2 separate regions of the Mus musculus genome follow, and region 1 is linked to region 2. The links are chromatin loops, found by intact Hi-C in ENCODE. Cell type or tissue: left cerebral cortex. All regions are shown on one strand. Links, peaks and the distances in the headings refer to the core of each region. The heading gives the core; the rest is flanking DNA.

Evidence for each region. Hi-C counts contacts between places; a loop is a spot of excess contacts. Peaks named below come from ENCODE experiments on the same cell type or tissue, not always from the same donor. Only the 100,000 strongest peaks of a DNase experiment are listed, where the experiment ranks them.
Region 1: a loop joins it to region 2, with 4 times the contacts of the local background. A loop is called at or near these places in 9 of 42 quality-filtered maps.

The regions. Positions count from the first base shown.
Region 1 is chr17:47,362,352-47,374,754 of GRCm38, reverse strand. It overlaps Mrps10 (mitochondrial ribosomal protein S10), which reads right to left and starts at 5,868. Exons shown (of 7, transcript NM_001146212.1): 1 at 5,801-5,868; 2 at 2,264-2,328; 3 at 2,110-2,182. The coding sequence starts at 5,848. In left cerebral cortex, for the core only: CTCF peaks have their summits at 3,118 (motif pointing left) and 5,922; DNase peaks (open chromatin) are centred at 3,109, 3,485, 5,878 and 9,273; H3K4me3 peaks cover 1,435 bases; H3K27ac peaks cover 828 bases.
Region 2 is chr17:47,605,280-47,617,682 of GRCm38, reverse strand. It overlaps Bysl (bystin-like), which reads left to right and starts at 6,191. Exons shown (of 7, transcript NM_016859.3): 1 at 6,191-6,776; 2 at 10,682-10,844. The coding sequence starts at 6,512. Gm20517 (predicted gene 20517) reads right to left here and starts at 6,098. Exons shown (of 9, transcript NR_157366.1): 1 at 5,991-6,098; 2 at 4,566-4,720. Med20 (mediator complex subunit 20) reads right to left here and starts at 6,098. Exons shown (of 4, transcript NM_020048.4): 1 at 5,991-6,098; 2 at 4,566-4,720. The coding sequence starts at 6,004. In left cerebral cortex, for the core only: CTCF peaks have their summits at 3,467 (motif pointing left), 6,185 and 6,388; DNase peaks (open chromatin) are centred at 3,491, 6,148 and 6,397; H3K4me3 peaks cover 2,428 bases; H3K27ac peaks cover 1,239 bases.

The DNA of each region.
Region 1 (12,403 bases), core at 2,009-10,008, 240 kb after region 2:
GAGGTTCCAACTCAACTATGAGTGAGCCCCAGATTTCTAGCGAGCAGGGTCTCAGGGTCTGTTACCAAGTGGCCGAGCTAGAAGGCCAGAACTGAGAAGCTCGCACTGGTGGCTGCACAGTGACAACTGTGGGATCCCTGCTCCTCCAGGCACTCAGGTTTAAGGTAATATGCTTGTGCTAAAACTCTTGCATTTCTACAAAGAAAATCTATGAAGACACAAATTAAAGTGCTTATAAATTGTTAAACACTGCTATACAACTGTTAAACACTGTAATTGTTATACAAAGCCCAGCTAGCTCTACTCATCCCTTTTATTAGGAATGTACTCATGTATGGTTGGCCTGTCTTCACACAGAAATTACTCATGTCTAATTAAAACGTTATGACACTGGCTGGACCTCCACACCAGTGCTAAAGGCCTTAGAAATAATGGGCTTGGCATGTCTGACTTCTTCCACGAAGAATTATCTTCATCTCATTCACCATTAGGCTGGGAAAGGTTATTACTAACCCAGTGAGTCAGGGGTAAGGTACTTTACCCCTGAGAAGAGAGCCACTTAGTAACCCGGAAGACAGACATCTGCTCTCAATTACACCGAATAAGATGGTTGGAAAGACAGGACTGACCGATCTATACATCAGAGTTGGGACACAGAGAGGATGCCGGGCCTACAGGATGTTCTATTCCATCTTGTAGGGCTTGCTTACTTATTTAAACTTTTGTGGTGTTTAGAGAGTGCTAGGTAAAAACTCTACTGAGCCAGCCTTAAGAACCCCCATTAGGTTTAAAGTTATTGTGAATTTGCAACAAATCTTAAAAGATTTCTGAAGATGTCTTCTGAGATCACTATCATTTTAGCTTGGAATAGACATCTATCACAAGGTCTGATTTCCTAGAAGTCCTTAAGTGGCCAGAATATGTAGTAAAGAGACTCTGTGTGTGTGTGTGTGTGTGTGTGTATACACATACATGTGCATGCACCATAGTATGCGGGTGGAGTCTGAGGACAACTTCTCTGCTTCTACAATGTAGGTTCTGGGACATGACCTCAGGCTGGGTACCTGCTGAGCCACGTTTCTGGTTATCTATCTTACTATTAAGAATGGGTCATTTTAATTGTGTTTGTCCATATGAGTGCTAATGGCATACACAAGGAGGTAAGAGGACACTGTGTTTACCATGTGGGTCCTGGAGACTGAAGCCAGGATGGCAGCCTTGGTGCTCACTGCCATTACCTGCTGAGCAATCTCACTGGCCAGACCATATGTTATGAAACAGGGTCTCACCCTGAGCCTGGAGCTTGAGGATAGACTAGGCTAGACTAGGCTCGCAAACTAACATGAGAAATGGAAAGATTTAGAATTTTTACAACTTTATTAAGAAGTGGGAGTGTACAACTTTATTAAGAAGTGGGAGTGGTGATCTGTAATCTTCTCACTTAACATAAGGCAGGAGGCTTAGGAGTTCCAGGTCGTCCTTGGCTATATAGCTAGTTAGAGGCTAGCCTGGGCTAGACAGCATCTTGTCTTAAACTCTACAAGGCCACACAGCTACTTGTGTATTCACCATTTTTGTGCCAATGACCTGCTTCAATGTGAACCAAGAAATGCACAAGCCCAGGCTCAAAATCCACATGGAAAGGCTTGAAAGCCACAGAAAGGGGTGTGTGTGTGTGTGTGTGTGTGTGAATCAAGGATTCAGCACTACTAAATATCACACTCCTGAATTATGCTGCGCTAAGAGGAAGAGACTGTTCAGTCCTACATTTATCTAGGGCAATTAATGATTTTCTTTAGGACTTTCTTGGATAGCATGAAAATTACCCCAGGATCTCCCAGGGACACCACAGTCTACACTGTGGACTTGCTGGTATTCTATGAAAAAGACGTGTGTGTGCATGTGTGTTTGGGAAATAAGCCTGAGTGAAATAACCAGGAGAAGAGTGAAATTATTAATGTAATCCCTGTTGTTGTTGTTTGAGATGGGTTGCATGTCACCTAGGCAGGCCTTGAACCTGTTATGTAAATGAGGATCTCCTACCTTCAGCTCCTAAGTGCTGGAGTCACAGGCCTTCCATGCCCTGCCCTGTGCAATGGGGGTACCTACCGTAGGTCTGGTCACATCCTTTGGGACGTCCACATGCAGGTTTGACAGTGGCACCCACTTCATACTGGCACTGCTGAGTGGGGAAAAGAAGGCTCAGTCCCAGCACAGGGCTCTGGATTCTACCGTGATTAAGCAAATGCAGTTGTATACTCACAGCGCGAGGCCACCAGCTCTGGTTGTCCTGCTCTTAGAACCATTTATAGAGGAATTCCCCAATTCCTAAGAAGGATGGAGGGGACAGGTGTCAGAAGCAAAGTCAGTTCCCAGACCACAGGTCAGAAGTACGTGGTGCCCAGAAGGAGGTTCTCAATCCCTCACAGGAAAACACTGGGCGTCAAAAACAAAGTGCTGGGCGGTGGTGGCACATATCACCTTAATCCCAGCACTCAGGAGGCAGAGGCAGCGAATCTCTGAGTTCGAGGCCAGCCTGGTCTATATAGTGAGTTCCAGGACAGCCAGGACTACACAGGAAAACCCTGTCTTGAAAAACCACAAAGAAAATGAACGAACGAACAAATAAACAAACACCAAGTGTTTACTGCTCTAGGAGCCTGGGTCAGTTCTCAACACCCATGCCAACTGTAACTCTAGTTCCAGATTGTCTGGTACCCTCTGTCCTCCATGGGTGCCCACATGCATGTGGTACACAGGACACTCATGTAGATACACACAAAGACACATAAATTAAAAACAAAACCAGAAACAACTTAGCTAGGCACACTGGCACATGCCTTTGATCTGAGCACTTTGGAGGCGGAGTAGGAAGAGCGACAAGTTCAAAGACAGCCAGATGTACAGAGGATTTGTTTGTTCCAGAAACAAAACAGAGAACAAAAGTCTTTTAAAATTACATGTGTACATGAGTTACTCTTTGCTTGGCATAAGCACCTTGTAAATTACCTAAAATACAGCACACACCACGTCCATACCCATCATTAACTACCACACCACAAGCTGCTCTAACACAGCACAGCACAAACCCTTTAAGTGAGCGCCCCCTAGTGGAAAGGAGGCAAATGGTACTGTTCAGATCTCATGGTTTCTTAGCCACCCAGTAATACTTTAAACGGATTGAAAAGTGTGACCTTGAAAGCAGCCAATTAAAATCTTTAAAAATACAACACAGGCGGAAATAACAGGGAGACACAAGTAAAGGAATTCAAACAACTAGTGGGTGCATTTAAAACAGCCTGTGCTTGCTGTAGTGGCGAATGACTGCCTTTAACCCCAGCATTGTGAGGCAGGAGGACCTGTGACCCTGGGGCCAGCTTGCTCTACCCAGCAAGTTCCAGGACAGCCAGGATTCCAATAGAGAACTTGTCTCCAAAGTAAAACCCCAACCAGTCTTGCTTCTACTTCCTTGCTCTTATGCTGTGGGACAGTCTTCAGCCTTCCTTGGCTTACAAACAAGGACACCAGGCTCAGTGCAGAGTATGCGTGGTCACCCACACACTCAGACAGTAAGCTCTCCTACACAGTAACTCGGATGCTAAGAAGCATGGCGCTTCCCAGTCACATTCTTCCTCTGAAATAGCTTTGACTCCTGGGGTGGGGGTTGCATGAGGCACGACCTGGCCTCCAACTGGAGAGATGGGCAAGCCTTGAGCGTCCGCTATGTCTGACTTCACCTCCCAAGTGCTGGCTGCGAACCATCGTGTGCAGCTTTGTTTTTTAAGGCCTTGGACATGCACAGATCTGGCTGGATAAAATTTTTCTCACAAGTGCAAACAACTCTGTCTCTAGCATTCTAATTTTTAAAAAAGTCTACATCTGTGAGTGTTTCTACATGCATGTACCTGCATGTACGAGAGTGTGGAGGCTAGAAGCTGTTGGGTGTCATTAAGGAAGGATCTCATTGGCCCCAAGTCTCAACTTTTCTTGGCTAGTCTGGAAGGCCAAAAGCTTCAGCGGACCCATGAGCCCCTGGAGCCTCCCCTTGACAGCCTGGTGCTGGCACCCGAACCCCAGACTTGTGCAAGTGCTCTTAACTACTGCAGCCCTAGCCCCTCAATTTTTTTTTTCTTTTTTTGTTTTGTTTTTCGAGAAAGGGTTTCTCTGTATAGCCCTGGCTATCCTGGAACTCACTTTGTAGACCAGGCTGGCCTCGAGCTCAGAAATCCACCTGCCTCTGCCTCTCAAGTGCTGAGATTAAAGGTGTACACCACCACCACGCCCGGCTTGATATTTTTCCTAAGGTAAGTGATTATACAAGTGTGGGCCAGGGCTGCCCATGAATTCTTAAGATACTCTCGGGAGGCCTGAAACCAAAACTCACCATGACATTACTCAAGACTTTTCTGCTCTCATTCTCCATTTGGTGTTCAGTGGAGTCTTCCAGAGCTGCGTGGGTTGTACCATCTAGTAAAAGATGGTATGCGAAAACTAACGAGAGAAAAGCTGCCTTTGCTGGAAGGCTGCGTCCCAGGCTTACTCTTCTTCAAATTTGCTTCTGCTTTGGAAAGCAGGCTTTCTAAAGTGTTAACTAACCTGGGACGATATCGAGGCTGGAGTGATGGCTCGGCAACCCTAGCAGACCACTCGAGTCCCACAGAAGGCTACAAATGGGCTTCAGTGGCAGAACCCTTGTCTGGTGTAAGCAAGGCCCTGGGTTCAATCTCTAGTATGAAAAACAAACTTTTTGGAATCTTTGATCCTTTTTTTTTTCGAGACAGGGTTTCTCTGTGTAGCCCCGGCTGTCCTGGAACTCACTTTGTAGACCAGGCTGGCCTTGAACTCAGAAATCCGCCTGCCTCTGCCTCCCGAGTGCTGGGATTAAAGGCGTGCGCCTCTTGCTTTGGCCTCTCAAGGGCTGGTATTACAGGTGTGGGCCACCACCTCTGGGTTACATGCTGCTGTGGGGCCGACAGGGCCAGCTTTAGGCATTAGGCCCTTGAGCAACCGAGCCACAGTGTCAGCTCTTCCTTTTTTAAAGAATTCGTTTATTTTGGGACAGGGCCTCAATATGCAAGCCAGGTTTTACAAGTAATGCTATTTCAGGGTCAGCCATCTGACCCAGTTCTGAGCATTATTTTCAAAACTACTAAATGACCATTGAGAAGAGTCACAAAAGTTTCAAGACCAAAGTTCTTGAGAACAGCCTGGTTTTTTTGTTTTTAATTTAAATTATTTTTGTGATAGGATCTCAATACATAACCTGGCTGTCTTCGAACCCAGAAGTTCGTCCGCCTGCCTCCTTTCCCCAGTGCTGTGATTCATGCCATGCGAACTCCAGGCAAGTTTTCCTTTTTCAAAGACCCTCTCGAGGGAGATCTGACCCATTCCCCTGACCTGGGAGCTCTCGGGTCACCTCCTCAGCCGTGGAGGCGAGCAGGGCGTCCCAGTGGGGCTGCACCGGGGCTTTATGTGACCCAGCGTTTGCTGGCTCGGTTCCTAAGAATCCGAGACCAGCGTTGTCTTCTCTGAGCTCACGGTTTCCATGGCCCTCTCTACCGTGGAGGGAGGGCTCTGAACGCGTTTTCCTCATCCTTCCTGCTCTGACGTCTTACGGTTCTCGCTCCCGTCTTGCCAATTTATGTAGGGTCCCTCGAGAGAAAAACCTGCCCTTTTCTTGTCACTTTCTAATAACTTCCTCCAACGGAGGATGACTCCGTACGGGTCGGGCAGAGGGTGGCAGCGAGACTCGACGATGACGGCGCCGTCGGCAGCCGGGACCCCACGCCCACCCCTTTACCTGCTGCAGGCGCCGGCACAGAGCCACACACGCTGCGCGCGCCGCCATCTTGGTGCCCTGATCGCCCAGGACCGCTTCCGGGGTCACAGCATTGTTCGCGAACCATAGAGTTCGAAAAGGAAAGAGTGTCTCCTGTGTTCCGACACTGAAACAACCATAGAGACGGTGCTCCTTGAATTTTTTTAAAATTATATTTTAAATTTTCTATTTTCTTATTTATTTACTTATTTATTATTCACTCATTCATTTAAGGTTTTGAGTGGATGCGTCGCTTCCGCCGTCTGGATAAACTCCCAGGTTCTATCTATACGCTGTCTATCCTAAGATCCTATTTGTCTTGGGTGGTTCTGTTTGCTTAGAGACAAACACAACAGAAATACTTGGGAAGGAAGTTGCTGCTGCTACTGAGTCCAAATTCTAACATTTTACCTTATTGCAAAAGGCGTTTCATTCTTAAACTTTGTTCACACCATCGGAATGCCAGGCTTGTTAATGGATTTTTCTAAATTGTGTTTTTCAAAATGCCTTCCCATGCAATTTAGCATAATGGAAGCTCCACACTTAGGCGCTCTGGTTTCTATTTAGGTGGGTGACTTGATCAAATTTCTTCCGTACTTTGAACCCCCTTTTTTTTTTTTTTTTTCTTTCACTTGCCAAGTAGAGATGAGAACAAATCATACTTGCAGTAGAGGATTAAATGAGATTAAAATGCTACATGATAAATGTCATCCTGAATTTGTGACATCTCTTCTACATCCTGGGCCTTAAGAGGTTGTTGGGAAAATGAATAAGGGTCAACTTAATGCGAATGAAACAAAGTATATGTCTTAGTAAGGGTTTCTATTGCTGCTACAAAACAACATGATCAAAAAGCAAGCTGGGGAGGAAAGGGTTTATTTGGCTTGCACTTCCAGATCACAGTCCATCACTGGAGGAAGTCAGGACAGGAACTCAAGCAGAGCTGGAATCTGGAGGCAGGAGCTGATGCAGAGGCCATGGAGGGGTCCTGCTTACTGGCTTGCTTCCCATGGCTTGCTCAATCTGCCTTCTAATAGAACCCAGAACTACCAACCCAGGAATGGCAGCACCCACAGTAGGCTGGGCCCTCCCCCACAGATCAGCAGTTGTGAAAATGCCTTACAGTTGGATCGTATGGAGATATGTCTTCAACTGAGGCTCCTTCCTCTCCAGTGACTCCAGCTTGGGTCAAGTTGACACACAAAACTAGCCAATACTATATCTCCATAAACCATCATGCCAATGTAAAGCTGGGTCTCCCACAAGCAGGCATTAATTCTTATTTGGCAGGCCAGAGAACTAAGCAAAGGGTAGAATGTCCAGATGGCACAACTGATGAGAGATTTATGAATATGGACCACTTTCCTGCCCCTCAGGCGGGCCTATATGTGATCTCTATATGGAAACAGAATCTTTAACTAGTGTGTGGCTGGATTTGGCTATGCCCTACCTGCACAGGCAACCCAGAAGTGTCCTCAGAATTAGCTCTGGTGGCCCCTCTCAGCCAATGATCTGTTCTGACAGTACCCCAACCTTAATCTCTTTACTACCTCTAGACTTTGCATCCATCTCTCCGTATGGTCCTTCATGATGGCTTCTCACCCAGCCTCCAGTCCTTCTGGGTGGTCTCAGCTCAGGGAGTCTACTGCACCCCTAACTAGGGAATGACTCTCACTTAGGATACCTAATCTTATGCTCACAGAAGTAATTGTATCATAATTTTAAGGTGAGGTTCAGAGCCAAGTTGACTTGGCCAACGTCATATGGTGAGGTCCAGCTGAACCCGTAGCCACCTTCACAATCCTAGTTCAAGGACTGTACTACTCTTACAGTGGGCTGTTTCTGTCTATGATGATGTTCAGTGTTGATGTCTCTTTTGGATGAGAAGACTTTAGGTACCCTCCTGCCCACCCCACTTCACAGAGAAAGTTTGATTGACTTGGTTTTATGACTTGGCAGCATGATCTGCTAATTGGAACCAGAGAGGTGTGCTCTAAGCAGCCTTCACTACTAGATGTCCTCTCCTTGAAGGCCCCGGTCTTTGTTTCCATGGATTCTCTCAGCTGAGATTCAGATCTTCCAGGGCTGCTTGTGGCCACTGAAGCTGTGTTTGCATCATTAGATTTCTCCACATCTTATGCTTGAATGTGGTGCTTTTCTGAGAACCCCTCGTTTTCCTCTCCTAAGTCATGAGTCATAAAACTACATTTCAGTGTAATGCCTGAGTGGCAAGTGCAGAAGTTAGGGTCTTAGTTAAGATTTCTATTGCCATGATGAACACCATGATCAAAGCAACTTTGGGGGAAAAAGTTTATTTGGCTTACACTTGCATATTACTGTTCATCATCAAAGGAAGTCAGGGCAGGAACTCAAGCAGGGAAGAACCTGGAGGTAGGGGTTGATGCAGATGCTATGATGCCCTGATGGGATGCAAGCATACTGGTTTGTTCTTTAGCCTGCTTTCTTATAGAACCCAGGACCACCAGCCAGCACAGGGGTGGCCCCATCCACAATGGGCTGGGCCCTTCCCCATTGCTCACTAATCAAGAAAATGTCTTATAGGCTATTTTTCTTAATCTTATGGAGGCATTTTCTTAATTGAGGGTCCCTCTTCTCAGATGACGGTTGTGTTAGTTAGGGTTCTTTAGAGTCACAGAACTTATGGAATGTCTCTATATATTAAGGGAATATATTGTACTGACTTAAAGTCTGCTGTCCAACTAACCCAGCAATGGGCAAGTGTGAATAGAAAGTCCAAGAATCTAGTAGCTACTCGGTCCCACGGGGCTAGTTATCTCAGCTGCTCTTCTGTATAAGCTGGGGTCTTGAAGAAATAGGTTCCAGCATCGGTGCTGGCAAGAAAGTGCTAGCAGGAGAAGAGGGAGCCTTCCTTCTTCCGTTGTCTGTATGTAGGCCCCCAGCAGCAGATCTGGCCCAGATTAAAGGTGTGCACCACCACGCCTGAACCTAAGCTATTCTTTACTTGGAACTTGATCTGTCCAAGGCTGGCCTTGGACTCAGAAATCTGCTTGCCTCTGTCTCTTGGGATCAAAGGCATGTACTATCTTGCCAGAGCCTAAGGTTTTCATGTCCACTATACCTCAAGATCTCCATGTCAAGATCTGGGTCAGAAGCCTGTGCCTTCCAGCCTCAAGATCTGGCTCACAGGTGTGTCCCCCACCATTTCTGGATTGTAGTTCATTCCAGATGTAGTCAAGTTGACAACCAGGAATAGCTGTAACGATGGTAGCTTGTGTCAAGTCGACATAAAGCTATCCAGCACACACTCTAAAGGAAAAAAGGCAGGTTTTGCCAGCAGTAAAGTTGGGGTGATAGAGGTCAGCTACTTTCATATTTTGTGTCATACACACAGAATATGTGTATTTCATGTTGCAAAAAGGAGTCAGCACATACATGACATTCTAAGCTTAGCACATATGCAATGGGCATGGCCACATACGCGGCGGGCGTGGTTTACTTGTTCCGAAGTAAGCCCTCCTCTCAGCCCTAGTGACACCAGCAAACACTAACTAGATTGTTTCCCCGCCCCCAGCATACTTTATTTATTAATTTCATGTGTATGTGTGGAAATTAGAGGACAGAAAACATTTAGAAGTGGTTCTCTCCTTTTGCCATGTGGGTCCTGGGGAATTAAACTCAGGTCTCCTTTACCTTTGAGTCATCTTGGTGGGCTCTACACTCAGGGTTTTGAGAAGTGTCTGGGGCCAAAGATCCATGGAAAGAGGAAGGAATGCCCAGGATGATAACAAGAGAGGCATAGACACCCCAAGTCTCAGAGACCTGGCTGGTCACTTGCCCAAAGCAGGGGGTGGAGGGCTGACCTCTGCATGACAGACAGCCTATGTCCTCCCATATGGTCTGGTAAGAGATGAAGCTTAGCTTACTGTTTTAGACCAATAGCCCCCAGGCTCTTCCATTTGCCAGCTCTCTAAGTGAGGCATGGCTTTAAAGACCCGATTCCTGTCTCTGCTTGTTGGTTTCTTTAGGCTTCAGGCAGCAGGTGAGTCTGGGAACTCCAGGAATAGACAAGAACCTTGGAGCACGCTGTGTGGCACCAGCCATGTTCTGACCCCGTTGTCATGGTCCCCTTTACCCACAGCCTGAACTTTCAAATATCTGACCCCACTGAGAGGAGGGGGTCTGGAAAGTTCCTGCACCTTGCATTAGGCCCAGAAAACAGGTAGAAGTCAGTCGAGGTTGAATCCGATTTTGTACGGATTCTTAGAACTCACTTTGTACACCAGACTGACCTTGAACTCACAGAGATCCTCCTGCCTCTGTGTCCCAAGTGCTGGGATCAATGTGTCATCAGGCCTGGCTTCAGTTGTTGTTTTTAAAGAGAGACGTCTTTAAAAGATATGTTTTCTCTCCTAATGGATGCATGCATGTGTGTGTGTGTGTATGTGTGTGTATGTGTGTGTATGTATGTATGTATGTATGTATTCACTGTGTGTGTCCTGAGTGTCATGTAGAGGTCAGAGTATTACTCTCTGAAGTTGGTTCTCTCCTCCTACTTTGTGGGATCCAACTCAGGCCTGGCATCTCTCTGTCTGCTGAGCCATTTTACCATCTGTTTTGAGATAGAGTCTTGTGTAGCTCAGCTGGTCTAGAACTTGCTGTGTAGCCAAGGTTGGTCTTGAACTCCTGACCCTAATACCCAGACACTTGAATCATAGGCAAGCACCATCATGCCTGACTTTGCATAAAGGAAGCAATTTACCCCTCTATAGCTTTTTTTTTTTTTTTGGTTAAGAATTATTAATTTAATTTTCCCCCAATTCTTCTTTTACAGTTCTTTTATGTAGAGGTATTTGTGATTCACAGATTCCCTTCTGCCTCTCTTAGAGATGTTCAGTCTTTTTTTTTTTTTTTTTTTCCTTTTTTTGGTTTTTCAAGACAGGGTTTCTCTGTATAACCCTGGCTGTCCTGAAACTCACTCTGTAGACCAGGCTGGCCTCAAACTCAGAAATCCACCTGCTTCTGCCTCCACTGCCTGGTCATTGTTTTCTTTCTTTCTCTCTTTCTTTCTTTCTCTCTTTCTTTCTTTCTTTCTTTCTTTCTTTCTTTCTTTCTTTCTTTCTTCCTTCCTTCCTTTCTTCCTTCCCCCTCCCTCTTTCTCTTTCTTCCTTCCTTCCCCCTCCCTCTCTTTCTTCCTTCCTTCCTTCCTTCCTTCCCCCTCCCTCTCTCTCTTTCTTCCTTCCCCCTCCCTCTCTTTCTTCCTTCCTTTCTTTCTTTCTTTCTTTCTTTCTTTCTTTCTTTCTTTCTTTCTTTCTTTCTTTCTTTCTTAATGTAAGTACACTGTAGTTGTCTTCAGATACCCCAGAAGAGGGCATCAGATCTCATTACGGATGGTTGTGAGCCATCGTGTGGTTGCTGGGACTTGAACTTGTGACCTTCAGAAGAGCAGTCGGCGCTCTTAACCGCTGAGCCATCTCTCCAGCCCACATTGTTCAGTATCTTAAAACGCCTTCCGAATTATGTTTTGATTAAAAACCCATCCAGTTTCCCAGAATGTGCCTCTCAGCTGACTGGCTGTACCCGGGACAGACAGACCTGCAGAATTCAGGATTCGACTTTCATTCTCAAAAGAATGCATGCTTCCTTCCCCAGAGTGGACATGGGAGAACAGAAAGGCCTTAACTGATGACCGCAAAGTCTGGCTGTGCATTAAAGATTACCCCAGAGCTGTATGTGGAGATGTTCTTGGTATTAATAAGGTCTAAATTTTGCTCTTTAGATGGCAAAGCAGGCCAGGCCCCGATCTACTCCTGTTCAGTATCCAGTTCTTCAGTGAAGCATTCGACATTGCAGTCACTGAATACGTGCATTACAGTATGACAGTGTAGGGTGGCTCATGAGGACTGAATGAATGAAGGACTGAATGAATGAAGGACTGACTGAATGGATACAGTGGTGCCCCTTTTAGGGGCCTGGAATTGTGGCCCCTAAAAACTGACTCAGTTTACCACCCTAGCTGTATGTGCACCACATCTTGGGTTGTTATGTTGATAGAGGATGACCTGAAGGAACAATTAAAATCAAAGTCCCTAAAAGGGGCTCAGACGATCAAGGTGCAGAAGGAGACAGCCTCACTCAGGGCAGATGGTATAAAACATAAAATTCCAAATTTCTTCCTAAATTTATTTGTGACTACTAAAAAGTAAGTGCAAATAAATTTTAGACATTCGTATTAAAATGCAAATAAATCAGGGTCAACACAGCCGTTGTGGAGGACTTACAGTAAGATTTCTTTTGCTGGGGGTGGGGGCGGTGAAGGGTCCCACTGTGTAGCCCTGGCTGGCCTGGACTTTGTAGACCAGAGGGCCTTAAGGTCTAAAAGCTCTGCCTGCCTCTGCTTCCCAAGGGCTGGGACCAGAGACTTCTGGGGTGGCACAGTCTGGGGAATGCCATGTCTATCACTGGAGGAGCCAAGATGGAAGTCCTGGTCCTGGTTTCTCCAGGCATAGGAACACTTTAACGGCAATAGGATCTGACCAGCAGCTCTAAACCCACTGTCCACAGAGCAGGTGAGATATTGGAGTTACCATTGACTATGCCACCAGG
Region 2 (12,403 bases), core at 2,897-10,896:
TTTTTTGTTTAAGACGGGGTCTTACTATGGATCCCTGAGTAGTATGGAATTCTCTGTGACTAGGCTGGTCTCAAACTCAGAGATCCATCTGCCACTGCCTCCAGAGTGCTGAAACGGAAGGCGTGCACCAGACACCTGGCTCTGACATTTAACTTGGCCTCCCGTCTTTACTTGCTGAGCCTTCTTGCCAGCTACTCTACAGGCTTTCTCCAAGGAGGGAGAGCTACAGCTACATCTGGTTACACAGGAGCTGGAAGAAGACAAAACACAGAAAGTAAAATTCCCCTAAACACACTACAAGAGCGAATAGATGACCACAATTTGAAATACTTATTGTACACTTAAAACCCTCCCTCTTCCGGCTGGAGAGATAGATGGCTCAGCAGTTAAGAGCACCGACTGCTCTTCCAGAGGTCCTGAGTTCAATTCACAGCAACCACATAGTGGCTCACAACCATCTGTAATGGGATCGGATGCCCTCTTCTAGAGTGTCTGAAGATAGCTATACATACATAAAATAAATAAATCTTAAAAAAAAAAGAAAGAAAAAACCTCTCTCTTCAAATCCTGCCTGCTCCCCCCTCCTCAAACACATCCTCCTTCCAACTTCATGTCCTCCTCTATTTTTTCTTAATAACTGACTGAGTCTAATTAGGGCTACCTGTACATGCATAAGTGTGAGGTTTTTGACAGGGTCTCTCACTGAAACTAGAGTAAGAGTGTCTAGCCAACACCCCAGGGATCCTCTTCCCGTCTCTACCTTTTCAGCTTTGGGATTAGTTATATGCAGCTGTGCTCAGGTTTGTTTTTTGGTGGGTGGTGGTGGTGGTTTTTTTGAGACCGGTTATCACTGTTAGCTCAAGCTGGAACTCTAAACCGGAACTCACTCTATAGACCAGGCTGGTCTCAAACTCCTGCCTCTGCCTCCCAAGTGCTGGGATTAAAGGCGTGTGCTACCATGACTGGCTTGTACCCAACTTTTAAGGTGGGATCTAAGGATACAAACTCAAACTCTTGTACTTCTAAGGCAAGACATTTACTAACTAGGCCATTTCCCTAGCCCCCTAAAGACCCTTTTTAAAAAATATATACATTTACTTGTGTTTTAGGTCAGGGACACATATATGACTCAGAGGTAGATACTTGGGAAAGTCTGTTTTCTCCTTCCACTATATGGGATCTGGGGATAAAGCTCTAGTTGTCAGACTCAGTGGCAAGCACCCAAAAACTGTTTTTACAAGAAGGCCAGGCGTCCGAAACAGAAGACAGGAGGGCTCAAGCCTGTGATTCCAGCACTGGGCGCTGAGTTTGACGATGGATGCGAACTTCCCGAGGACACCAAGTCTCCAAATAATAAGTGTCACATGGAAGCGCAGGCGATCTCAGGAGGCTCATGCAGTATGACTGCCTCAAGTCTGAAGCCAGCCTGGGCTACACAAGACCCTGTCTGACAACAATCAAAAACAGGACTGGCAATAACTCAGTAGGTTAAAGCTCTTGCCACCAAGCCTGACAACCCAAGTTCCATCTCTGGGACCCATTTGATGGGGAAAAAAAAGCCTCAACTTGTGCAAGTTGTCCTCTGACATCTACTCCCTTGTTAGGGTACATATGTATACCCATATGTATATAGGGTATATATGCACATACTCACATGGAATAAAAGTATAGGAAAATAAATATACAAGTCTACTTTTAAAAATGGAAGCGGGGCCTGAGACGATAACTCAGCAAGGACCTAAATCCTAATCCCCACAACCCAGGTAAAGTCTGGAAGGCCACACACACACACACACACACACACACACACACACACACGTTTGTGATTCCAGCATTGGGGAGCAGAGGCAGGTGGACCCTAAGAGTTCACTGGCAGTCAGATATCCAAAATAGCACGTTTCCAGCTCAGTGAGAGGCACTGTCTCAAGGCAATCAAGCAGAGAGCCATAGAAGAAACAAGCGATGGAAAGCATCCAGTGTCCTTTGCTAGCCTTCACCGGTGTGGGCATGCACAGGCTCTTCCACCCTCGATCAAAACAAACCACAAACCACCCATGCACAGCTAATATGGGCAAGTTTAGCAGGTAAAGGTGCCTGCTGCTAAGCCTGAATCTGATCTCTGGGAGGCCCATGGGGAAAAGAGAGCTGAGACTCCAGAGAGCTGGAGTCTATAAACTTCATACCCATGTTGTGGCAAAAACAGCCATGCACATGCATAACACACAAACACACACAAAATAGAGTCTGGTAATGACAGTCTCTGCCTAGCACGCATAAGGACCTGGGTTCTACCCCCAGCATCAGGTAAACTGAATATGGTACTGCTATCTTAGCACTACAGAGGTGGAGTGGAGCAGGAGCATCAGAAACTCAAGGTCATCTTCAGCTACAAGGCAAGTTCAAAGCTAGCCTGAGCTACCCAGAACCTTATCTCATAAAAATCTAACTAATACAAAATAAAACTTTAAAGAGTGATTACCTGAAAAACCAGAAATCTAAGACTTCAGCATAAAATGAAAGGAAAAACACGACTTGAAAGAGGATGGAGAAGTATTTCTGAACAACAGGGTAGGAGAAAAGATGGTATTCATAACATGAACTCTAGCACAGGGCGTGGTGGCGCACGCCTTTAATCCCAGCACTTGGGAGGCAGAGACAGGCAGATTTCTGAGTTCGAGGCCAGCCTGATCTACAAAGTGAGTTCCATCCTATGCCGGGCGTGGTGGCGCACGCCTTTAATCCCAGCACTTGGGAGGCAGAGGCAGGTGAATTTCTGAGTTCGAGGCCAGCCTGATCTACAGAGTGAATTCCAGGACAGCCAGGGCTATACAGAGAAACCCTGTCTCGAAAAACCACAAACTCTAGCGGGGTTAAGGGCATAACAAAAGCCAGGCAGTGGTGGGTGCACACCTTTAATCCCAGCGCTCAGGAGTCAGGAGGCAGAGGCAGTCTGATCTCTGTGATCCCAGCCTAGTCTACAAAGAGAGAGTTGCAGGATAGCCAGGGATACACATAGAAACTCTGTCTCAAAAACACAAGAACAAAAAAAAGAAATAAAAGTCTAACAAGAGGCTGGTGAGATGGCTCAATGGTTCTGACCACTCACTTCTGACAGAACAGAGTTCACCATCCACACTGGGTTGTCCACAAGGGCCTGTAACTCCAGCTCCTTTCTGACTTCCCTCCACAGCACCCAGCCCCAGAAATAAAATAAAGTCAGGTGTAATGATGTGCATTTAGTTCCAGCACTAGGAGATGGATCTCTGTGAATCTGAGGCCACTCCCATCTACAGAGTGAGTTCCAGGACAGCTAGAGCTACATAGTGAGACCCTGTCTAAAAACAAACAAAATAAAATATAAATAAATCCTTTTTTAAAAAAAAAGTGTAGTGATGGGAAGAGGAGAAAGACTGCAGGATTGGGGAGCAATTCAGGGCCTTCCCTGTACTGCCCTGGCCTCTCTGCTGCCCCCTGCTGAATTAGGCAGGCTCTACACTGAACCTCCAACTCCCATCCCTTCTGTCTACACTGCCAATTCACATCTTTCATCGCTTTGAAAATCCAGTTTAAAATATGCCAGCTCTCAGAGCCACTCAAAGCTGACCTTATTCTGTCTCAGGTTATACACTGTAATTACATACCTGGATCATACCACATCAAGTTGTACTGCCTTGAAACTTTGCAAAGGCAGCCAAAGACTATGTGAGTGAGCTGCCAAGATGGCTCAGCGAGCAAGAGCACTGACTGCTCTTCTGAAGGTACTGAGTTCAAATCCCAGCAACCACAAGGTGGCTCACAATCACGCATAATGAGATTTGATGCCCTCTTCTGGTGTGTCTGAAGACAGTAACAGTGTACTTAATAAATAAATCTTTGGACCTGAGCAAGCACGGCCGACCGGAGCAGAGGTCCTAAATTCAATTCCCAACAACCACATGAAGACTCACAACCATCTGTATAGCTACAGTGTATCCAGAGACTATGGGCACTGGGCACTGGATTCCCTAGGACTAGAGTCAAAAACTGTGAGCTGCCATATGGGCTCTGGGAATGAAACCCTGGCTTCTAGAAAACCAGCCAGTGTTCTCAACTGCTGAGCTGCTTCAGCCCCAACACTATTCTTTAATGAAGTAAGTGCTTCCCGTTATTGTGTACAATTCTTGTTTCCTAAGAAAGGTTCTCAGTCTCTAGCCTAGGCTGGCCTTGAACCCAAGTTTAGTTCCCAGTACCCATATCAGCAGAAAGCTCATAACTACCTGTGACTCTAGCTCCAGAGGATCTGATACCTCTAGCCTCCATAAGCACCCACACTTGTGTGCATATAGCCACACACAGGGGCACAAGTGCTTGTACACACACACATTTGAAAATAAAAACAAATCTTTAAACAAATAGATCAAACTGCAAACTGACCACCATAATATAAGATGGACCAAGAACGAATGAGGCCACAAACACATCCTGCCTCAGTCAGGACCGCTACCCTTGACAGAAAAGCAAGCAGATCCATTAACGTAAATACTCTAAGCCATGCTCCTCCCATCTGCTCTCAGCCATCTACTGACCTTGGCTGCCCAGGGTAGAGGCAGCTGTGTGGTAAGTCTCACAGTCCACACAAAATGTCCCTTGTTTCTCTGCTCCAAGCATCTCCAGTTTCTTGGTGAGGAGCTCCACTGTCTGCTGGAGACTCTTGCCCTCAGCCACAGGCATCTGGGACACACTGAGAAACACAACGCCAAGTCAGCAGGGTCCAGAGACACAGAGCTTCTGGCTAAGCCACTCAATTCCCCAACAGGTAACGGATCAGCAGGGCTAGGAGTTACTTAGACATCTCTGATCCCCACCCATCAGTCCCCAAGAGTTCCTGGAACTCACTTGGTAGACCAGGCTGGCCTGGAATTCACAGAAACTTGCCTGACTCTGCCTCCCAAATGTTGGAATCAAAGGCATCAGCCCTCAGATGGATTGCCTGACTCTTCCAAAGGCCCCAGGAAAGGCCCTGTCCTGTATCAACTTACTGCAAACAGGGAAACTGAACTCTAAATGACTCTGCTGTGATCTGTCTTCATTGCTCACAGGCATTCTTTACAGTAGGGTAGAAGTATGAGATGAGGCTCCTAGTGTCAACTGTGGCAAGAGCCTTCCTTTCACAGGGCAGACCTGTGGCCCCTGGCCTCCAAGCTTCTTTAACTGGAAAGAAGCACACCACTACCAAGACTTTTAAGTGCTGAGGCCGAGTACTTTAAAATTAATACCCAGAAAAGCACGGTGCCCAAACCTTACCAACTGCCTTTTTATCAAGTGAGACTTCAAACATGTTTAAGATAAAAGTCAATCAAAACTGTCTGAAGCCCAGGCGATGGTGGCTCGCGTCCGTTTCATCCGTGCGCTTGAGAGGCAGAGAGAGGCAGGTGGATCTCTGTGAATTCGAGTCCAGCCTGTTCTACAGAGTGAGTTCCGGGCCTCCCAAGCCTACACAGTGAGACACCCAGCTCGAAAAATTGTCTCTGCCTGGTACTCCGAACTCCAAACTCCCAACCGCTCCTTTCCTCCTACCTCTGTCACTAGCCCCAACACCTTAAAATGGCCAATTCAAAGTCTGTAACTGCAAGCAAAATAGAAAAGTCACTTTCTCCTCGCGCCACTCTTATCCCTTTCTGCGAACAACTCCTAATCTAGAAACCCTATTTCTAACCTTTGGGTGCTAGTAGCGACACTACAAGGCCTCAAGGACAGGAAGAGGTACCAAGAAAAAGGTACAACTCCTGGCGGGTCCTAGGGATGCGCTGCTCCCTTTGCCAAAGGGGTGTGTCTGGGAAGAGAGAAGTCCCACGCAGTGTCCCCCATCCACACAACCGGAAGACATCTTGGTCAGCCCCCCGAGGAACCGAGAACCTCGGTCAAAATCCCTTTCCCCGGGCCATCACAGGCCCACAGACACCTTCACGACCCTATATGCTCCGTCACCACAGAAGCCCTTCAAGTCCTACCACGTCACTCCCATAGCGAAGGATCAAAAGGTGGCGCCTCCAAACCCTCGAACTCAGAGACTCCAGACCTTCACGCGAACGGCGGCCCCCTAAACACAGGAAGCAGTCGTTGATCGACCGCCGGAAATGCGCAAATACTGAGCGCCGCGGCGACACGCCCACAGGGAGCGCCATCTCTGGTACCCAGTGGTGACATTTCTAGAACGTCATCGACTCGGCTCCGCCCCCAAGGCGTCCAACGGGTTGACAGGACGCCCTAGGCTACTTTCATGAATTCTGGAAAAGGGTGACTTGGACATCCACCTTTCTAATGAGATTACCTGAGAATTTGGGGGCTCCTGCTATAGGTCCCGAAGCTCTTCCTGAGAGTAATAGATGAGGAACTTCCGGCCTCCTAACGCTGGGGGGCACTGTGATCTCTCAGTGGCCTCTTGGCGATCGGAACACACAGCGCAAGCGCAGTATCGGCTTTTTAGCCGGCTTCACACGTGTGAACCTGGTGGGCAATTTTTTCGGCCAAAATGCCCAAATTCAAGGTGACACGTGGGGCCAGCAATCGGGAGAAGCATGCACCTCTGGCCGAGCAGATCCTGGCTGGGAACGCAGTGCGCGCGGGGACCCGAGAAAAACGGCGGGGGCGTGAGGTCGAAGAGGAGGAAGAGTATGTGGGACCCCGGCTAAGCAGACGGATTTTGCAGCAAGCCAGACAACAGCAGGAGGAGCTCGAAACTGACCATGGGGCTGGTGATCGGTCAGCACCACCGCGAGAGCGCGCCACGCGGCTGGGTGAGTGACAAGGGGTGGAGTCGTGAGTTGGGCCGGTCTGACACCCCATCAGAATACTTTACCGGCGTGTTCCTCCACTTCCACTCCTGAATTCCAGAATTCAGAGTTAAGCCAACGAAAAGTGATCTCTCACACCAGTTCTAGCATTATTTTATTTTAGGTTTTTTTCGAGACAGGGTTTCTCTGTATAGCCCTGGCTGTCCTGGAACTCACTTTGTAGACCAGGCTGGCCTCGAACTCATAAAGCTGCCTGCCTCTGCCTCCCAAGTAAAGGCGGGTACCACCACCACCTGGTGGTCTAGCATTTATTTATTTATCCTCTGGGCGTTTGAAGTATTTGTGGACTGCCTGCATAATGTTTTGAGCTGTGTTAAGTTTTTAGGCAGTTTTGATACAGAAATAAGATATTCGTTCCTCCTGATAACACCGGAAGTCTAGCTCAAGGCACCCATTAAATAGAGTTACATATTCCAAGCAGGAGTGGCGAGGCTCACCTGTAATCCCAGCACTCGAGAAGCAAGGCAGAAGACCTTCTTGGCTATATAGTAAATTTCAGATTAACGAGCCCTGTCTCTCAAGAGAGAGGAAAAAAGTGATGATATTTCTATTTAAACAAAAAAGCAGATGAACATTAATTCTACATGGTGGGTATCCCAGATTTCATGTCCTTCGAATAAGACCTGAAAAGCAAGTGGGGACTGTCCCTGTCCCAGCGACAGGGGAGGGGAAACAGTATTGTTTACGGGCTAAAAGGGGGAAGAGGGGTGGGTACTGCCACCTGTCTCACTGGGGAGGAATTGTTGTTCACCTCCCAGTTGCTTAATCTTCCATTCTTATTTCTCCTAAAAAGCAATATTGACACATTTGAACATGGTTTTGGGCCTACAGCAGCTTTTTCTGTTTCTTTTAGTTTTTTTTAAAGTAAGGGCTCATGGAGCCTGGGATGGCATCTAATGCTGTAGGGGAGGCTGACCTTGAACTCCTGATCTTGCCTCTGTTTTCCATGTGGTGGCATGATAGGTGGGTGACACCACACCTGCCCTTAAAATAACTTTTTTTTTTTAACTCTGAGACTGAGTCTCGTTAAGTTGTTCAGGCTGGACTTGAACTTGCTGGGTGACCAAGACAAGGTTTGACGGTCCTTCTGTGGTGTCGTCAGGGAATTTCACTTTGAGGCCATTTGTTTGACAGCTACTTCCAGTTTTTTCTCCCTCAGAGTTCGTCCAAGAAAGCTCACATCTTTATATCCAGTGGTCTACCTGACATCTCCAAGTTGAATACTAGTATCTAACTCTAGTAAGATTGCGTCCAAGCAGGGCAGTGGTGGCGCACGCCTTTAATCCCAGCACTTACAAGGCAGAGGCAGGTGGATTTCTGAGTTCAAGGACAGCCTGGTCTACAAAGTGAGTTCCAGGACAGCCAAGGCTACCTAGAGAAGCCCTGTCTCGGAGAAGGAAAAAAAAAAATAAAAGAAGAAGATTGCATCTAAAACAGAAGTTGTGACTTCCTTCCCAAACTTGCTCTCTGTTTGCTACTTGGAGGTTGTTAGCACATTAGCTCCACTGCTCCAGTCAGAGTCCAGGCTTCCTCTTTCTCACTTCAAAGTAAATCCTGGTGATGTTGTCTTTAGAGTATTTCAGAGCCAGACCACTTTCCATTCACCTGAGACACTCCCTGATTAAGCTACCAGGGTCTCTCCCCTGGATCACTGTGGAAACATCGTGCTTTGAATTCTGTGACCTCTGTGGTCCATTCAGCAGCTAGAGATTGATGGCGTCCTGTCTGGTCTGTCTCTGTTTCAGGTCTGACCACAAGCTAGGGACAGGATAAGATAATGCTCACAGCTGGTGAGGTCCATGCTTTGAGAGAGCATGAGCCCTGACTTCCACTCACAGCAGCTTGTAGTTTCTGAGCTACAGTGTAGAAGACAGATCTCTTGGGCCTACTGGGCAACCAGTCTAGCCTAATCAGCTATCCCCAGGTCCCAGTCAAATCCTGTTTCAAAAACAAGGTCATCAGCTCCCAAGAGTCACTTCCATGATGCAGGGTTCACTCATATACAAAAAGCAAATGATCACAACAACAAAACACCACACAAATGTCAGTGACTGTCTCCTGATTTTCTCTCTTTTCCCTACGTCGTATTTCATAGCTCTTGTCTTCCTTTGTTTAACATGTATTTTGTGTGCATGTGCGTGGCATGATGTGTGTAGAGAACAGAGGAAAACTCTCAAGAGTTGGTCCTCAGCTCTTCAGAACACTTGTTCTTGCAGAAAACCCAAGTTTGGTTTCTGGCATTCATATGGCAGGCTATAGCTGTCTGTAACTCCATTTGCAAGGGATCAAATGCCATCTTCTGATGTCATTAGACACCAGGCACACTTGTGCACAGACATACGTGCAGTCAGCACTCAAACATTAAAAGTAAAATAAACCTAAAACAAACAACCTTGGCTCTCACTGGGTATGCTCTGTGTACTCTCTGGAGCTCTATATAATATACCCTTAGTCCACTTCCATAGCAACTGATCTGTTGCTATGGTAATAATTCAACTACTTTGGTTTATTAGACTCTTTCCCAACTGCCTTGCCAGCTATGTGCGGTATTTCAAAAGTCAGCCCGGTGTATTGGCACATGACTTTAATCCCAGCACTCAGGAAGTACCCAGCCAAGACTCCATGGTCAGGACCTCAGGATGTGGCAGGAATGGCTCAACCCACCTATCACCCAAGTGAGGACACAGAGACCTCTTATTAGTTATGAAAGCTTGGCCTTAGCTGCCTTGTTCCGAACTCGCTGATACAACATAATTGCTTTATACTAGTCTACATTCAACCACGGGGCTCGTTACTGCTCTTCAGTAACAGCACGTGTTTCTTCCTCTGTGTCTGGCTGTTGAGTCCCCTCACATCTGATTTCTTTCCCAGAGTTCCTATCTCTGCCCAGAAGTCCCGCCTATCCTTTCCAGCCCTGCTATGGGCCACTCAGCTTTTGATTAAACCAATCAGAAGGTGATGGAGAAGAAGTTTCCACAACACTGAGACAGGTGATGCTTCATTAAAAAAAAAAACCAATGCCGACTGTACTCAGCTCTCTGCTGGAACAAAGATTAACATGTGAATAGTACACAGGCAGCCTTTACATGGAACACACGGGATTAACCCAACATCAGAAGCTCAGCCTTCAGCACTGTGGTGCGTGTTTGGAAAGTGGAGGCGCGAGAACAAGGAACTCCCAAGTCATCCTCGACTACCTAAGCCAGTAACTTAAATGTGTTGGTTGATCAGAGTCCGAATGCCACTGCCCAGCCTTAGAGCCTTCCAGGTTGGCTTTCCGTTTCCTTTCTGGCTCCTTAGTGCCCAACACTCTAACAGCATTACTTTCCAGGACGTGGAGCATGCTCTTGCTCCCAGACTGCCCATCCAGAGCCTCCTCAGCCTCTGTACTCATCCAAGTGCCTGAGGTGCACACTGCCTCCACCATGGTTTTAGTTTCAGCACATGATGCAGTTCCACTGTGCAAGCAACATAGTGGGAAGTCAGGACCCACAGTGCCTACCTACTGTGGGCACATCAACTCTTCTGCCCCGGTTTGAACTGGGTATAGCAACAGTACCTATTCCTTGAGGTCATCTGGACAGACCAGGTTACATGTGTGTAGTATAGAATGGATCCTTCTTGGTCATTGAGGGGGGACATGTCATCCATTCACTGAGGGGACATGTCATCCAGTCTTTACTGGCCTTATCATCTCTCGCTTCGTGTGCTGTATTTTCTATCAAGATTCCAAGTCTCTGGGGACAAAAGGATAGTCCCTCTGCAGGTGTCCCTCCTGCTCCCTGGGTGTGCTGTACGTGGAATGGGGAACTGACTCACAAGCCCCTGCGGCTGGGATTATCTTGTAGGGCCGGGATTGCCACAGGATGGATCAGATGAGGAGGATGAGGAGTGGCCTACCCTGGAGAAGGCAGCCAAAATGGCCGGGGTGGACCACCAGGCAGAGGTGATCGTGGACCCTGAAGATGAGCGTGCCATTGAAATGTTCATGAACAAGAATCCTCCCGTGAGGTAAGGCTTAAAGGTTGGACCAGTGGGTCCTGGTAGAAAGTTCATCCAGACCACAGCTGTTGGTCTGACCATTGCCAAGAGTGGCCCCTGAACGGGAGTGACCCGGATTCCCCTTTGCCCATCTGATCTGGAACCTCTGGATTACCGGTTCCTTGTGATAGCTGGGGATCCGTTTAGTAGTGTTTATTCTTGGTACGTTACTCTCATAGCTTAGTCTTATTTTTTTTTAAGATTAATTTATTTATGTATGTGAGTACACTGTAGCTGTACAAATGGTTATGAGCCATCATATGGTTGTTGGGAATTGAATTTTAGGACTTCTACTCATTCTGGCCAACCCCACTCGCTCTGGCCCAAAGATTTATTTACTATACATAAGTACACTGTAGCTGGCTTCAGACGCACCAGAAGAGGGCACCAAATCTCATTACGGGTGGGTGTGAGCCACCATGTGGCTGCTGGGATTTGAACCCAGCATCTTCGGAAGAGCAGTCAGTGCTCTTACCTGCTGAGCCATCTCGCCAGCCCATAGCTTAGTCTTTAACTCAGGGTTTTCCATCTCAGTTACAGTGTTGGGGCCAATAGCAGCTATCTCTGACAAAATGTTCCCAGAGGGGTTAAAACTACCTCTGGGTAGAACCACAAACGTACCCCCATGTGTTATAAATGCTACTTCTAAACATGCAGTTATTTAGGCTGCCTGTGGTCAGATTCTTGGTTCCATTCAGATGGATCTGGCCTCATTGAGAGGACTGGGCTTAGGGCAAAGGGGCTCAACCAGTTTATTCTTCAGAGTGGGGTGTAGTACACCACTATCATTAATAGTACGGTGATGAGCAGCTTGGGTTCAGAGAACACAGGAGAACCCTGTCCCCTGAAGGTGTCTGACAGCTCTGAGAATGGTCATGGGGTGTGATGTGCCCCCCAAAGGCTCTCGGGCAGCACCTCATACCCAGTGGCTCTTGATCTGACAAACTTAGCAGAATGTTTTCTGCAGTTGCTATACGGAAGTGACAACATGGTGGAAAGGGGGACCGTGGGCACTCTTGAGCAGTGGCTGCTGGCATCTTCAGAAACCAGGCTAAGGGTCTTTGGGAACACAGCAATCAGGCCTTGTCACTTAAGGCACATTGAAGACGCTGCGAAGCACCCAAACTAGAAGTCGAAAGACTAAAATTTACCCTTTCCCTGAGAAAGTCTTAGGGCTTAGGAGAGTTGTTGGTTGGCCCTGAGTCTCGATTCCCCGGCCTGGGCAGTGCGGGGGAATAAAAGCACCTGCCACCAGTGTCATGCAGACCACAGGACACAAGTCTGGAAAGTGTCAGATTCAGTGCTGCTCGGCACAGAAAAAGACTGCAGAGAAACTTTTTCCCCTTGTGCTGGAAGCCAGAACCCAGGTCTCATCCTTGCTAGGCAAGTGCTGGGTGAGTAGGATAGGCTGGCCTTGAACTCACAAAACTCTGCCTGCCGCTGCCTTCTGAGCGCTGGGATGAAAGGTGTGCACCAGCGCTGCCTGGCACAGAGCTCCACTCTGCACTCAGAAGTTGCTCCCCGTTGTG